Linked DNA regions of Homo sapiens: region 2 is linked to region 1. A link is a contact called in ENCODE Hi-C or POLR2A ChIA-PET data. All regions are on one chromosome and are shown on one strand. The core of a region is the stretch at or near the end of the contact, and the rest is flanking DNA. Distances in the headings are between cores, read along the strand shown.

What was found. A loop is a pair of places that touch in the nucleus more often than their neighbours do. ChIA-PET counts read pairs that join two places held with the same protein, here RNA polymerase II (POLR2A). Pooled maps may share reads with other maps.
Region 2: a map of mammary epithelial cell shows a loop between it and region 1 (9-fold over the local background). The contact joins the promoter of KANSL1-AS1 here to the promoter of MAPT in region 1. A Hi-C loop is called at or near these places in 4 of 168 maps with a recorded cell type or tissue (dorsolateral prefrontal cortex, mammary epithelial cell and posterior cingulate gyrus) and 13 of 50 pooled maps. POLR2A ChIA-PET finds 5 or more read pairs at or near these places in 2 of 52 experiments (CD8-positive, alpha-beta T cell and activated CD4-positive, alpha-beta T cell).

What each region holds. Positions count from the first base shown.
Region 1 is chr17:45,892,776-45,896,320 of GRCh38, reverse strand. MAPT (microtubule associated protein tau) reads right to left here and starts at 1,767. Exons shown (of 13, transcript NM_001377265.1): 1 at 1,635-1,767. MAPT-AS1 (MAPT antisense RNA 1) reads left to right here and starts at 808. Exons shown (of 2, transcript NR_024559.1): 1 at 808-841. It overlaps MAPT-IT1 (MAPT intronic transcript 1), which reads right to left and starts at 538. Exons shown (of 1, transcript NR_024560.1): 1 at 1-538. RefSeq lists enhancers at 53-938, 939-1,824.
Region 2 is chr17:46,191,768-46,195,312 of GRCh38, reverse strand. It overlaps KANSL1-AS1 (KANSL1 antisense RNA 1), which reads right to left and starts at 1,740. Exons shown (of 2, transcript NR_034172.1): 1 at 1,575-1,740. It overlaps KANSL1 (KAT8 regulatory NSL complex subunit 1), which reads left to right and starts at 1,884. Exons shown (of 15, transcript NM_015443.4): 1 at 1,884-2,490.

The sequences.
Region 1 (3,545 bases), core at 518-3,017:
TGGCCCTCAGGACACTTGGGGTGTAGGGAGGGGCGAGATCCCTCTGCCGCCGCCCGCAGCGCGCACGGAGACTCGAATCCCATCCCTTCAGAAGCTTCCCGGCGCCGGCAGACTCCGAGACGAGGCTGCGCGCGGTCACGCCCGTTCCATGCGTGCCGGGGGTCGGGGGGTTGACTCGAGTTCATCGAACCCAGCAAGCCTCGAGATCCAACAATGGGCTCGGAAATGAGGAGCGAAAAAGGAAAGAGAGGCGCATGGGCGTAGGGGGGAGGTTGACTGAACACCCTCAGAATAAAAGCCAGAAACCAGGGCTGGGAGCGCAGATCACGTAACCTCTACAGACAAAGCAAAGAGCCCCCGAAGAAGGTGCTGGGCGAACGCCCCCAGTGCTCACGCCCGCAGCAGCAAAACGCCAAGATTTCAGCGCTGATTGTCCCCCTCCCTTTAATGCCAGGCCCCGCCCTGTCCTATGAAGCCCGGCCACCCGGTTTGGCATGGCACCGTAAAGACGTGACACGCCGAAAAAAGATGGCACCTCGCGTTCCGAGGGGGAAAAAAAGGGGGGCTGGGGGCGGGAGTGGGAGGAGGCACAGCCTATCCTCCCCCTTCCTCGCCCACCAGGGTCCACACCCACTGCCGCAGTGAGGGGCGAGCCCTGCGCGCCAGCCCCGCGCCTCCGGCAGGGAGCGCACACGCCGGGCGCCCTGCGCTCCGAGCGCTGAGAAAGAAATCCGCCCCGAGATGCACCTGCAGCCCCGCGCCCATCCGTGCGTGGCTGCGGCTGTGCGTGCCCGCGAACGGGGACCAGCGGCCGCCGAGTCCGTCCACATCGCCAGGCCAGGTGAACCCTGCCTTTGCGAGCGTGCACAGTGGGATCCGCGCACTGTTCTCAGGCACGGCGCTGCTCGCGTCTCTGTGCCAGGCGTGCGCAGGGGGAAGGGCAACTAAAGTGACAGCGCGTGGACCCCTCCCCATCTCCTCGATTTCTCCCAGCCCCCAAATGTCCCCTACGGGTTTCTGAAGGAGGAAAAGGGGAGGGGGCCGGCCCCCGCCTAAAATCAGGGGCAGTGAAGGCCCTGTCGGAATCACTGCTCGGGAGGTGCAGGGAGGGGCGTGCAGGGAGTCATCTTTTCTAGAACCCGATCCACGTCTTTCTTAGAGCTGATGGCGAACAGCGGCAGGGACAGCGGATTTCAGATTCGGTTTCGGGGGTCGTTATCGGACCCCTCCACACACACACACACACACACACACACACACACACACACACACGCCCATTGCGGCAAAAGGCTGCAGTCGAGAGTGAAGGGCAGCCCCCTCCCCCAAGTCACCGCCGCCGCGCCCCACCCTGCCGGCACAGCCTCCACCTGGGGTCTGCGCGAATCTGGTGGTGAAGACCCTCCAGCACACACACACGCGCGCACTCACGCGTGCGTGCATCCCTTGCTCAGGTCCCTTTCCAGGCCGCCCTGGCCCCAGCCCCCGAGCAGGGGAGGCAGGGAGGGGCCCTGCGGTGGCCCCGACCGATGCCCGGCGCACGAAGCCCCAGTCTGCGGAGAGGGAGGGCGAGGGGCGGCGGCGCAGGGGTGCACAGAGGCGGACGGCGAGGCAGATTTCGGAGCCGCGGCGCTTACCTGATAGTCGACAGAGGCGAGGACGGGAGAGGACAGCGGAGGAGGAGAAGGTGGCTGTGGTGGCGGCGGCAGAAGGTGGGCGGTGGCAGCGGCGCTGCTGTTGGTGCCGGAGCTGGTGGGTGGCGGTGACTGCGAGGGCGCGCGCCGGCGAAGAGGGCGCGTTCCTGAGGCCGGCGGGCGGCGCAGGCGCGAGCAGCGGGAACGCGAGCCTCCCCAGGGGAGGGGGCGGGCAGCGCGGCCTCCGCGGGAGCCTTCTCCTCCGGCCACTAGTGGGCGCGCGCGAGCGCCCTGCCGCTCGGCCGTCCGGCGTCTCCCGGCTCGTTCCTCTCGGCGCTGCCCTTTCGCGGTCCCCCTCCCGCTACGCCTCAGGCCGCGGCGCTGACCGCAGCGCGCACGCGCGTTCCGTGGCGCACGCGCTTTCTCCACCTCCTGTAGTTGGAGTCTTTGTGTCGTTGCGGGGGTGGGTGTCCTCCTTCGGGCCATGCGGGGTCGGGGCAAGGCCAGTGGCTCCGCCGCTGGGTCCGCTGCCCTTTACTTTCAGTCAGCCTGGGGCGGTGTCCTCTCCTACAGAAGTCCTGAGCGGCCTTCCACGTGGCCGGCCCTCGAGTCCGTCCGCCCCGACCCTTCGTAGTCCCGAAACCGCCCCCCTGGCTAAGGTCTCTTTCCCCCAGGCTGCTTCCTTTCTCCTTGCTTTTTTCCCACCTTTTTTGTTACTGACCAAGGTGAATCCTTTCCTTAACAAATCGGCTTAAAGCAAGCTAACTCAGTTACAATACAGTAGAACTGTACTTAAAAAAAAAGAAACGTGAATCTAACCGTTACGTCAGAAAAAAAAATCTTAAATTAGACGAATTTCAAACAGTGCTTAACACATCGCAGAGCATTTGCAGTTATTTGTATCACGTCTTTTGAAACACCTTTATGCTGTAAATAGAGCTTGAAGTCTGAATGTTTAAGGGCCAGCTAGAGATTGTCCCCTGGAAGACGCACCTCAGCCTGAAACTGACCAGTGGTCCTCATTCTGCTGGTCGCCCAGGCCCCAGGCTTCGGCCTTAGCTTGGATTTTTCATTTCCCCAACATCAAGTTTAAGCCCAAGCAGTGGGATGATTTCTATGTAGGGGGGTTTAGGGCAGCCATCTCCTCCTAGGGAGATGGGAAGTTGTCTTGAAGCTCCAATTTGCATAGCTCTTATATTCTTTTTAAAAAATCAACATATGTTATAGATTAATAGAAAAAGCAAGTAAAATGCTTTATTCACACAGTTTCTGGAACTGACCTTTTTCTCCTTTTTTTTTTTAAATGCATATTAACTTTATTTTTAAACAGAGGGGCATATACCCAAAGAAGTAGGAGTGAGAACCACCATGGGGGCTTGCTCAAAGCAATCTGCCCTAGCCTTCTGACTACAGAATGTCTCATGAGCCAATGGCCTGGAGATGGAGCTGCCCCTTGATGGTGTACACCTTAGAAAAGTCAGTGGAATTGACCTTTTTTTGGAGACAAGGTCTTGCTCAGGCTGGAGTGCAGTGGCACAATCGTAGCTCACGGCAAGCTTGAACTCCTGGGGCTCAAGCAATCTTCCCACCTCAGCCTTCTGAGTTGCTGGGACTACAGGTGGGCACCACCACACCTGGCTAACTTTTTTTTTTTTTTTTTTTTAGAGAGGAGGTCTTGCAGTGTTGCCCAGGCTGCTTTCTAACTCCCACCTCAGCCTCCCAAAGCGTTGGGATTACAGGCATGAGCCACTGCACTCAGCCTGGAATTGACTTTTTGTTGTTGTTGTTCTAACTGCCACCATCCTAGTTCAAGACCTCTATCTTGGTTCTGGACATGTAGGGACCTTAGTGATCTCCTTGCTCTCCAGTTTCTCCCTATATCAGCCCACCCTGCAACCCCTAGTTAGATCAGTA
Region 2 (3,545 bases), core at 491-2,990, 300 kb before region 1:
AGTCTTAAAAATTTGGAGCAGCAGTAAGATTATTTTGTTATGGTGTGTCTGAATTTAATATTTAAGTATACGCTGCAAAGGGCTTTGCCTTATTTGGTATTTTTCATTCTGCTAATTTAGATTTCAGGAGCCTCAGATTGGGGCTCTAGTTCGCCATCTGTTGGTCCAATACCCTTCTACTGTATTTTGTGGAATTACTATTTATGTGTGTATGTGTGTACAATAAAAAAGTCAAAGTTTTTCCCCAGGGTTGTAAATTAAAAATCCAAGACTAAAGACCTCTTTTGGATGTGTATACAAATATTAGTTTATTCTTTGTGTAATTTGACCCTATGACTCCAAACTGCCTGCCTTTGGTATTTGAGAACTATGACTATGCTTGAGAGTGTGATTTTAGGAGTACAAATGGAAATTCGCAGAAACCTAGGTGCAGATGTTGCAGGGGCAGGTGAGTTAGTGTAACTTTGTGGGAAGACTAAAACCGTTCTGTAACGACTGTGAGGGTGTTTTTTGATAAGCAGAAGTGACGTATAATGCCGGATATTGGTTCTGGTAAGCCACAAAAAAGTGTGAAGCATTTTGCGTCTTCCTTTTTGGTAGTAGAGCATACATACCCTTCTTATCTGCCGAATTTGATGATTTAATGATTTGAACGATTTTTTCTTCAGTCATTTAAGCCAGTTTTGATGAATCCTAGATTAGTCTTTTAAATCTCAAGATACTCCACTCATCTTTTGGCAACTTTAAAGGGTGGTAGAATTACACTTTGTGTGACACTTTGTATTACATTATGTTTATGAATTCTTTAAGTCTAGGAAAGGTTCCATTATTTTAAAGGTCCTATTTTGGGGACAATATAAAGTTCTGTACTGATAAACTGGTCATGAGAAATGATAAGGTGCCACCACTTTAAACCAACTCTGGTAACGAGGTGGGAAGTTGGCTTTTTGTTGTGAGACTTGTGTTTCTTTATGGAGTTCTTTGTTAAACTTTTAGCATGGCAGTGAACTTCCTTTTGGTGGCGGCAGGAAGCATAAATACTCATTGTGTAATGCCATTTGCCTGTTTTGGCGGATCTGCCAAGCCATGACACCCAAAACAAGACGCGTGTTTCTTCACGAAAACTACAGTTCCCAGCGGGCCCGGCGCCGGCGGGGCCATCACTTCCCCTCTGGCTCCCGGCTGTCCCTTCCCGGGCTGGCCCGGCGCGGGCCCTGGCTGGGGCCTGCGCAGTGACTACGTGCACCCTCCCCACCCCGCCCAACTCTGGTGGCTGCGGAGCGCGGTGCTGGGGCTAGTGCCCAGCCGTGCTGCAGTATACGGAGGCTGGCTGCTAGGGACAAAGGGCGGGCGGCGGAAGCCGCTTCACTGGTCAGGGAGCTTTCTGCAGGGTTAGCCTTGGAATAGTGTGGTGCCGACGGCCTTACCCTCTTTACTACACAGTGCAAACAGTTCCTCGCTCACGTCCTCTCGCTCCGCGGCGCCGGCCCGCCCTGCCCCTCAACTGGCGAGCCGCACCGCCGGCCCCAGCACGGAGGGCATGTGACGGCGTCAGTGCCTCAGGTTAGACTCACCTCGGCCGCAGCGAGGGCTGGCTTCCCCCTGCCGCAGTGCTGCGTGCCGTCGCCGCACGTCCGGGGCAGCTGGGGCCGGGCGCCGCGGCCTCCGCAGATGGAGGTACAAAAACATCGGCCACGGCGAGGAGCCATGACTGAGGCGGCGGCGGCCGCGCCTCCTGGCGGCCCGCGGGGGCGGCGCGGCGGGCGCCCCCTGGCGGCGCGCCGGGGTGGAGCGGCCCTTCGCCGCCGCAGCCGCAGCCGGCGGAGGCGCTGCTGTCCCTCCTCCCCGTGTCCCCGGCGCTCGCCCGCTTGCTCGCTCGCTCCATTCTCCCTCCGCTTCAGATTAAAGGGGGGGAGGGAAAAGGAGCTCGGCCGCCATTTTCCCAGTGCCGCCGCCACCGCCGCCACCGCTCGCCGAGCCGGCGGGAGAACCGAGCACCGTAGCGAAGCCGACTCGTCTCGCCGCGGCGGCGCGGGGGGCGGCTGAAGCGCGCTCCCCGGCTGGAAAGAGGCGGCCGGGGGTGGCGGCCTGGGTGCGGGTTCGGGCTGCAGACGGCGGTGCTTGTTTGTGCGGGGCGGGGGGGCGGTTTCACTCTCTGCCCCCGCCCGCCCGCCCTCCCGGCCGGGCTGCGGTCTCCAGCCGTGCTCGGGCCCCGTCGGTGCGGAGCAAGGCCGGGAAAGGGCCCGAAAGAGAAGAAAAAGCAGCCGCTCCCCGCCGCCGCCTTCCCCTCCCCCTCTGCCTCGCCCCCCCGCCCGGAAAGTCAGGGCGGCTCCGGGCGTCGGGGGGAGGAGAGCGGCGGGCCCGGGCCGGAGCCGCCGTCGCGCGCCCCCGCCCGCCGCTGGCCCTCGGCGCCCAGGCCGGGGGGCTGTTTGCAAACTGCGCCCATTTTGTGGGGCTGAATCCGCCCGGGCTACGCTCCTCCATCACGTGGTAGGTGCTGCTGCTGCTCCTCTCCTCCTCCTCCTGCTGCCCTTTCTCCTTCTCCTCGCTCTCCCTGTGGCTCCCATTTCTCTCTCTCTTTGTTAGTTGTAACTAGAAAGGCAGGGCAGGGTAGAAAAATCCCCCGGAACTTTAAATGGCCTCTCCGGGCTTCCCTGCTGCGGGTCCGGGCTGGGAGTCGCCCCAAGGGCGGGGGTGTGCGGGGGCCCTTCCCCAGGAGCTGCCGCCTCGTTCGCCAGCTTTTCCTTTGGCGTTCTATTTAAAAAGGCGGCCTGAAGAACATGATTTATTCCCGTAAAAGAACCCCCCAAACAAACTCTGGCTCTCGCCTTGAACTTCTCTTGACTGCAAAAGGCCTTTCTCTGCTCGAAACACACATCTTGGCGCGTTGCACGGTTTGTATCACAACTCTGATTGTTTCATTTATTATTTTTGTTGCCTGTAAATTCAGGTCACTTACGTTTTCAGATGTAGTCTCCCTCAGGCGGACTTTTTTTTTTTTTAAACTAAAGAGGAAGAGGGATTTATTTGCTTTTAAGTGAGTTGGAATCTTAACTGCCTTTTTGGGGGCCTGTTTTCCGGCTGACGGTCTTTTGATTCTTAGCAAATAGTTTGTTTTCCATACGATAAACAGCGCTACTCCCGTGTCTTACTTAAAAATCCTCGTTTTCCAATGTTGGAATCCCAATGTGGATTTATAGAGAAACGTGCTACTTAACTATTGCTTACTGATTGCTTTAGGGGAGAAGGGGTGACATGATGGCGCCACTTTAAATTGCTCTCTTTCCTTTTCCTCGGTCCCCCCCACCCCCCTTTATCCTGGAGGTCACTGGAGCATTTTCTGTGACTTATTAATAAAACTGTACTTGAGGGTGTTAGAAGCACAACTCGTAGGGGCTGGAGTTTAGTGCTCCTAGGGTCGGCAGACCGACTGCCGCGGTCCCCAAAGTTCCGAGAAATCTCTCTTCCTCCAGCCTCGCCTCCCTCCCCTCCATTCACAATCCTGGTGTTGCCATCTCCTTTGTCACGTGGCTAGCAATCATTGT